Linked DNA regions of Mus musculus: region 1 is linked to region 2. Evidence: chromatin loops called from intact Hi-C (ENCODE). Cell type or tissue: heart. All regions are shown on one strand. Links, peaks and the distances in the headings refer to the core of each region. The heading gives the core; the rest is flanking DNA. Region 1 overlaps Prickle2 (prickle planar cell polarity protein 2). Region 2 overlaps Prickle2 (prickle planar cell polarity protein 2).

Region 1 (4,396 bases), core at 267-4,266, 50 kb after region 2:
TTTCCTAGATTTTTCATGTCTTATAATATGGATTATACTCTGGATATTTGAAATTATATGATGTTTACATCTGGAAATTCTATATGTCCCACCCTAAAGTTTGGTGTTGTGACTCCCTTAGATATAGTCTCATGATATTTCTAATTTCTTTGTCATATACATCAAATGAAGATATGTCTATTCCATTACCCTAAGGTTTATCTAATATTAGGCAGGGGGTTAATAAATATGTGGGGTTAGAGATCCCCCTTTGCCAGTGTACTGGAGAGATGCAAGCCTTTAATAGTCAGGCAGTTTATAACACATACGAAGTTTCTCACTTGTCAGGAACCTTGGAATCAGTACTGAGGAGAAATGGGCATTATTCTGGGCTTTGTCACAGACTCATGCACAGCTCTCTCCATGTTTGTAAATTCCTGGGTCAGCAGGAAATTGTTGGAACATGGAGTGATTTTTTTCTCCTGTTGTTACAGCCTGTTTTTCCCTCTCAGCCCTGCCTCCCTCTGAATGATTTTTGTTGTTGTTGTTTCAAATAGCTTCATTGTTAAACATTTGTTGATAATGGCTTTTAATCAGGCATATGGATATAACTCTTTCCCATTAATTAGCTCTAATCCAGGACAACTGTCAAGCCCCATTAATGGTGTTTTTCCAGGGAACCCTTCAGCCTGGTTAAGAAGGGGCATTTCTCTTAGTTTTCTGCCTCGTTCTGTCTTTTCCTAGACCTCATCAACAACCCCCACCTCCAACTCCAGTTATCTTTATTGAAAGACTATGGGTTTTCAAGGCTGCACAGAGCTGAGAAGGAGGTGATAACAGTCCTAGTCCACCTGTCTCAAAGCATGTCGCTTGCAATGCCGGCGATGCCTGCAGAGATCCCACTGCTCTTCTGAAATAAGTGATCCTCAGCTCTGATCCGGTTTCTGTATTTTTAAAGAAGTGTATGTTGATGTTTTTGTCAGTGCCTTTGTTGTGGATGTGTTTGGAAATATTGGCTCTGTCATTTCTGGAAATGCTTCTCCAAGCAAAGTTAATTTCTGAACCTGCATGTTAGTAAGTTCATCATGAGTCCTCTGGAGAGTGAGTTGAGAATGAAAGGAGAGGGTTGCAAGGATGGAAGTTATATGTGCACAATAACTCAAGGACTGATCTATTCTTTCCTGCTTATTTGAGATCATTTGAGGACATTTGTAGCCAATTCTCCACACATCATGAACAGAGAACCATTCTTCTTTTAGTTCCCTTTGTAGCGATACTTTGTGATTTATTCCTGGGGAATATTGAGTTCATCTGTCATTCATGGCTACTGACTGTGGTCCAGGTAGGTTATTAGACATATATCTAAGTCAGGTTTCAGCAAACTCAATAGCTAAGGTGTCTGGACAATTAAGGTAACATTTTCTGTGTGTCTTTGTAATGTGAGAGTTGGGGATAATTTCCTTTATAATTTATTCTTGATCCTTCTTTATTTTCAAAAACCTTTATTTATAGAGAGCCTTGAGAAGTAGAAACAGCATAATTTTAAAACAAAATTTTCTCTACCTTTTTTGACATCTTTTTTTTTTTTTCTTTCTCTCTTTTTTTTTTTTTTTTTAATTAGGTATTTAGCTCATTTACATTTCCAATGCTATACCAAAAGTCCCCCTTACCCACCCACCCCCACTCCCCTACCCACCCACTCCCCCCCTTTGGCCCTGGCGTTCCCCTGTACCGGGGCACACAAAGTCTGCGTGTCCAATGGGCCTCTCTTTCCAGTGATGGCCGACTAGGCCATCTTTTGATACATATGCAGCTAGAGTCAAGAGCTCAGGGGTACTGGTTAGTTCATAATGTTGTTCCACCTATAGGGTTGAAGATCCCTTTAGCTCCTTGGGTACTTTCTCTAGCTCCTCCATTGGGAGCCCTGTGATCCATCCATTAGCTGACTGTGAGCATCCACTTCTGTGTTTGCTAGGCCCCGGCATAGTCTCACAAGAGACAGCTACATCTGGGTCCTTTCAGTAAAATCTTGCTAGTGTATGCAATGGTGCTTTTTTGACATCTTTTAAATTTTCTTTTTAGATTTATGTCTGTATGTCTGTGTGAATGAATATGCCACCTATGTGCAGGTGCCAGAGGAGGCCAGAAGAGGGCATCAGATACCTTAGAACTGGAGCTACAAGCTACACTACATAGGGGCTGGGAACTGAACTTAGGAAGAACAGAAAGTACTCTAAACTGAGTACTGAGCCATCTCTCCACCTCTCTTGATAGCCTTTTAGTTGAAATATCTTTATGTTTAAAGCATTGGAGGCTAATTGTAAGGCATGCATAGTTTCTGGACATGTTGCACATCAGTGACTAGATGTTTTATTTTATTTAGACATAATATATCTGTACCAGTTAACAGCCTAAATGGACAAAACTTTCTTTGAACTGAAAGCCTGAAGTTTCAGCTATTTCTCGTGACTATGGTCTTTCTTAAAATAAGCATTAGAAGGATGTTAGACTCTATAAAGAAGTGTTACCCAAGGGACTTAGCCACTGGACCTCTATCACCCACATTCTTCTGGCTATTCGATGAAAGTTAGACAGTTGTAGAACTGAGTGTTTATAGCACGTTCTACTTATTGTTGTTGTTATTTACCATTTTACTGAGTCTTTGTGAATTTCATATTATGCACTCCAATCCCACTCATCTCCTCATCCCTTCATACCTACTCTCTACCCTTACAACCTCCCCTTCAAAAGAAAAAAGTATCTTATTGTGGGAGACATTTTTAAAAGATAAGGTTCTTGCTTTCTTGCTATGTAGTCCAGGCTGGCCTGGAATTCATAATCCCCTGCTTCTGTTTTTAAGTACTAAGATTACTGGTGTTATTGGACCATTATACCTAATCTGTTACAACAGCTGCCACCCTCGACAGGGCTACAAGTAGAGGTCAGTCAGTCCAATCATGCATTTACATGCATTTAGAGTGTATGTTTAACATGAGGCCTTGGGTTCAATTCCTAACGACTGCCCTTCCAAAAAAATAAACAGTTTAAAAAACAATAAATAGGATCAGGTTGGCCCAACAATAGAGTGCTTGCTGTATACGTGTGAGGATCCTAGTTCATTCAGTTCTACAACACATAAAAAGAGTAGGGCATTGCATAGTGTTTCTGTAATCCCAGTATTGGGAGATAGAGACAGGAGGGTTCCCAGGCCTTGCTGACCACCTATTCTTGCCAAATTGGTGAGCATCAGATTCAATGAGAAAACCTGTCTGAAAAAACAAGGTATAGGGTGGCAAGATGTCAGACTTAAAGTTCTGGCCCACACAAGCACACCTTTATGCACACACCTGCACATGTACACACTTAAACACAGACACAAAAGTTTTAGGTTTTACATTGCATAAAAGTTGACAAAAATTATTCTCTTTTGACAGCTTTTCTCCCCCCCCCCCCCATCTTGATGTTTAGTTTATTATTCACCCTGCCTTCTGACAAGGAGCGCATAAAGTGTGTCTTAGGCAGACCATGTTGAGTCACTAATTACCTCATTAGGAGAAAGCCTGTTCCTGTGCCCGTATCCTCTGGCAATAGGATTCAGGAAAGAAAACTGACCCTTTGGTAGTTCTCAGTTAACTAACTTATAGGTCAACTCCCATTACAACAACAAATAGCAACACAGCAAAACCTTTGAGTGAAAAATTGGACTTCGAGATCTCAAACCAACAATGGCCTGCTCATCACAAGCCATAAATTCCCAGGGCCGCGTGAGGATTAGGACTTTTCCATAATGGAATTTGACCTGCAGTCATGCTTGGAACCAGAATGGAGCTTTAGGAATGATTCTGTGCATGAATGGGAGAAGGAAAAGGCCTCATTTGTGTTTCTCTGAAATATGCTACCAGCGAACCAGAGCAGCCCTCTAATAACATGATGAGTCCTTGTACACATCCAGGAGATTAATAAAAGCTGTTCAATGAAATATGAGCAGCCACTGGAGCGCTTAGAACAAATGGCGACTGCTAATCTCTTCCACTGGCTCCTGAGTTGCTTTCAGGAACCGTCTGCTGAGTGAAGGAAAGATTAAGTGAAACTTCAACTTATATTTCCTAAGACTGTAGATGGAAAAGATCCACGAGGTGAATTTGACTTTCCAGAGAGGCAGCTTTTAATTACCAGTGCGAACAAGTCCAGCCTTTCCCAAGTCTGCTGGCCAGGGTTCTGATGGCTGTTGTAGGTCTGTTTCCCTTTGGCTCTAGAGGTGAATAGTTGATGAAGGAAGCTGTGTTGTCACCAGGAACTTCAAAAACTGTGGATCATGTGAGACCTAACCCTTGGGGATTACATAAGAATCTAAAGAATGAAGAATTGTATTCTCCAGCTACTAATGTGGCTGTCGTGGTCATCTCTGTTGAGATTT
Region 2 (4,396 bases), core at 99-4,098:
CACCAGTGTGCATAGCCCTGCTCTGTCTGAGAGGACGACAGCCATTGCCCAATGCCACTTTTCTGCCTTGCCTACTCTATTGAGTTGCAGTGATTTCTGGTCTTGCTGGGATGGACATTTTTAATTCCTTAGAACCTTTGCAGAAGACTTCTTGTGCCAATTTCAGACTCTCCTGGGATCTAGTTCTTCTCACTTCGGGCTTCAACTGTTTTCACTTCTTCAAGGAGGCCTTAGCAGTAGGCACCCATATGAAGCATCTTTCTTATTCTTTGTCATGTTTATTCATAACATGATACATTTTATGACTGCTTTATTTCTTTGTTGTTCCCTTGTGTTTTGTCACATTCTCTTACTGTCACGTGACGAACCTTTTTTTTTTTGGTTCATTCACCAGCCTGCCCATAGCTCCTGCTTCAGAGCTTTTTGTATCTTTTATGCTTAGGAAATTCTCACGGTTTGACTGATACATGAATGGGGAGATGGGTTTGTTTCTCACTTTTCCACAGATACTTAGTAAATAACTCCTGTGGACAGGACCTAGCACAGAGTCCCTAAAGAGGAGCAGGAACAGAGTGATAATTGCCAGACATAGAAGTATTTTAATTTTTCCAGAAATACTGGACTGATTTTACTTTTCAGAGACAGCTCTGTAATTGTATAACTTTTTTTTTCTTTTCCACATTGACTGCTATAAAATTAGAGCCAAATTCGTGGCCCATACATCTTTTGGGTAGGCAATGCAGCCTCGTTCTTGGATCTGTTTCACGTCCCTGTCCTCATTTTTCTTCTCCTTTTGTTCCTATTTTAAATTTATGCCATCTTATATTTCATATGTCCTCATAGCTGCCTTAAGTTCTCTCTAAAGTACGGCAAGGTGTCAATCAATGAATATGTGGAAAGGTGAAGAGAAGCCCCTGAAGTGTAAAGCCGGCGAGTGCCTCCTACCTCACAGAGGGAACAGTTCTTTGGGAAGCTCTGGAAGCCCCAGGGAGCCGGTGGGGAGAGAGGTAGGAGACAGCTCCAGCAAGACCCAGACTCCTCATCGGCACAGGAAATATGCCTTTGGCTGAGATTATTTAAGAAGAACTTAATTTTGGTAACTGGTTATTTTGCTTGTTTGGGCTGCATAGTGGGGCTCTAGATGTCACGCTGGGTTTTCCCATTATCTTTTTTCCTTTAGAAGTACCATATAATTTTCAAAATAATCAGTAGTCACCCATTCTGCTGCCTGACAGATACATATACATATATTCTAAGTGCAAGCCTTCATCCCCTGCACCAAATGGAAGCAGAAGAGTCTTTGTCTTAGGCGGTGATCTATCCTCTGGGCCCAGAACTGTTCTCCGTTATCTTGGTTGAATTAATGAATGAAGTAGCCTGGTTTCTCAAGTGAGAACAGCTTTCATTTCTTATTGTCGTTCACCCTGCAGTCCTGTCTGGTTTTATAATATTCTGTATTATTATATTCTGTAATAATGTTCTTGAAGGTGTTAATTACATTGATAAAACTGGAGCTGGTTCTTCCAAAGTCAATCGTTTGCGACTGAAACAGTGCTCTCCGTGTGACCCTTACACAGCTCTTCAGTAACCTCTGTCCTCGAGCCTCCCAGAGCCATCTGGAAATCATTCTAACCAACATCCCTTCTATATAATAGATCACTGTTTCCCTTTCTAATAGGGCTCTGGATCCCCAGAGCCCATAGCCAGCGCTGAGATGGGTTCCTTATCTCTGTTTCTTCGTTAAGAATGTGCACATATTTGGTTGCCAATGCTACAGTCCTCCACAGTGCTGCTCGTTGCAACAAAGGAAAGTGTTTGCCAAATGACTTGTCAGCATATGTTCTAGAACTGCACAGGCATACTGTTTGTAACTGGAAAATACCGATGCTGCTTAGTGAAAGATTAAGGACCAAGAAAGAGTGCATAGCTTTATTTAAAGGCACTTAGAAGTTCGGGTACAAACACAAGGGTGGGGTGGGAAGAAAAGAGAGAGGTTGTGGAGAGAATAGAAAGTAAGTAGATTGCAGGCAGTATACAATAAGATTCTGGAACCAAGGAAACCCGGTCCAGATTGCACTGCTGATGATGCATCTTGCACATCCCTAGCTAGCGTCCTCCCAGGTGATAACCTGTACAAGCCCACTGGTGATCTGTATCAGCTCTGTGGAAGAGAAGCATCCTTGAACTTTCCAAGGTCATGGCTCGAGCAAGCAACCCTCACACCCACTGAACCCCTAGATGGGCTGTGGAGTCAGAGGTGCTGGTGCTTGGCAAGGAAGATGCTGAGCCCTGAGATTGTCGCTTGTGCACTCAGCAGCTGACCATCCTGGTAGCCCCTGGGGTGAGCGGTTCATAAGCCTGGCCCCTTCTCTGCAGCAAAGGAACATCTGACTTCTTGATGTTCTCCAGACAATTTCCTAATTAGGAAACTCTGGCAGATCTCAAAGAGCAAACCAAACATGACTCTACAGTACAGGAGGAGCTGTACTGTGTACACAGAACACAGGCAGAACTATTCCTTGTCCTTGTATCCAATGCTGAATGAAGCTGACAGTACCAAGGTGGGTAGTGAGTGACATGGGGACACCTCTTATACTCACCCCTAAAACCAAAAATGGTGAGCAGCACTTGGGTTTGTTTTCATTAAAAGGCCAATTCTCATAGTAAAACCAAATACTGACCTAGTTTAGGCTTGCCTCATCTACCGTTCCTTGGACAATGTCAGCAAGTCAATGTGTTTATAGGACAGACATGGGTTCTGCTTAGGAGAAGAGGTTTCTGACAATTGCAATTCATATCGCCCTGGCAAATGTATATTGCAGTGTGCTGCATTCCTTTGTCATACCACAGAAACAACCCCACATTCAGTTCCTTGGAATGTTTCTAAATGTTTCTAAACTCAAGAATTTACAGTTGGGAGATCACGGCAGGGTATGGCAGTTTGATGGTTGTGACTTTGAGGATACCTGTCTGGGAACTAAGATATCGGACTAACAGAGAAAATAGTAACTGAAGAGCTTGTCCTGTCACACATGAGGCTGCTGGCTTCGGGCTCTTCTGCTTTACATTACAGTTTTCTCTGGATGGAAAGCAGCCTTCTCCCTCCCCCAAGTCATGTCGACAGGAAGAGATTTTACATTAAAAAGAGATTCCTCAGGAAATGAAGAGAATGTGGAGTTGGGTTGAAAATTTCCAAATGGTTTTTGAGTCAAGTGATTTTTGTCTTTCTGTCTGGTTGGCAAGGTGACCTCCCCCACAGCCCCACTCAAGCTGAGAGGAAGTCCACGCTGAGGACATGTAAGGCAGCCAGCAGCAACAAGGGCAGCAGAAAAGCCATCATGAGCATGAAATGTGGCTCATTACCAACCCAGGTGTACATCCTGGGCAATTGGCGATGCAGTTCTAGCAGATGAGAGATGAGAAGCAAACTTTGCCGTGGTTAGTGTCACAGCTTTCTCTGGCTAGCATTTGATTACAGCCGTGTATGTTCTTTTAAAGAAGCTAAAAAAACAAAACAAAACATGAGCTCGGGAGGAAGTGGAGTGGCAGGTCTCCTGCTGTCTACAGATTGTTTTAATCATGTTACATGGAAAGATGTGATGTTTTCTGAGAAAATTTGTCAAAACTAATAAGGCAATTTTTAAACCTATAACAACTCCTTCCCTTAGGGAATTCATGTAATTACTGGGGGCAACTCAGGTTGGCTCTGGATTTTCATGCTTTCTTTCTCCATTGCCTTCAAGTTCTACTTGGTGCTATCATAATATATGGTGTGATCTCAGAATTCAAACGGCCAGGGCAAGCGGAATGCTTTGAATTTGAGGACAACCTGGGCTACATAGCAAGACACTGTCTCCCTACCACCAACAAGCCTACTGGGAATGAACTATGACACCAAGCTATCCCTCCCAATGTAGTCCTGTAGATGTGTAAATAAATGTAGCATCATATCTTCTGGGGATAAAAATGTTGTTTTAATAGCTAGATGTGTTTGCATGGAGGCAGTCTCCATACAACAGTCTACAAGATGTCACACTCTAAGGATGTAGGAAACAAAGTTGGATATAATGTGGGTAAGGCTTTCATGGGGTGTCTTAGGTCTATAAAGATGCTAAAACAGAACTAAGAGGACTTTCAGGGATAAAGGACTCAGGCCCTACACAGACTACTATGTGATATGACTCTAAAGCAAAGTAAGAAACATCAACCCATGAGTATTGAGCCAAATCCTCCAACCTACGTGTGTGTGTGTGTGTATGTGTGTGTGTGTGTGTGTGTGTGTGTGTGTGTAACATACGTATGTGTACTTGTGTGTGGAGGCCAAAGGTCAACTTCAGAGGTTGTTTCTCAGCAGCCATCTGCCCTGGTTTTAAGCTATGCTTGTTGGCCAGTTAGT

The links. Hi-C counts contacts between places; a loop is a spot of excess contacts. Peaks named below come from ENCODE experiments on the same cell type or tissue, not always from the same donor. Only the 100,000 strongest peaks of a DNase experiment are listed, where the experiment ranks them.
Region 1: a loop joins it to region 2, with 1.9 times the contacts of the local background. A loop is called at or near these places in 1 of 42 quality-filtered maps.

What each region holds. Positions count from the first base shown.
Region 1 is chr6:92,557,192-92,561,587 of GRCm38, reverse strand. The region is part of intron 2 of Prickle2 (prickle planar cell polarity protein 2); the gene reads left to right. Among named protein-coding and RNA genes, the nearest start is that of Prickle2, 150 kb to the left of the region's middle. In heart, for the core only: a CTCF peak has its summit at 2,111 (motif pointing right); no DNase peak of the experiment used is centred there.
Region 2 is chr6:92,607,266-92,611,661 of GRCm38, reverse strand. The region is part of intron 2 of Prickle2 (prickle planar cell polarity protein 2); the gene reads left to right. Among named protein-coding and RNA genes, the nearest start is that of Prickle2, 97 kb to the left of the region's middle. In heart, for the core only: no CTCF peak of the experiment used is centred there; a DNase peak (open chromatin) is centred at 1,721; H3K27ac peaks cover 1,908 bases.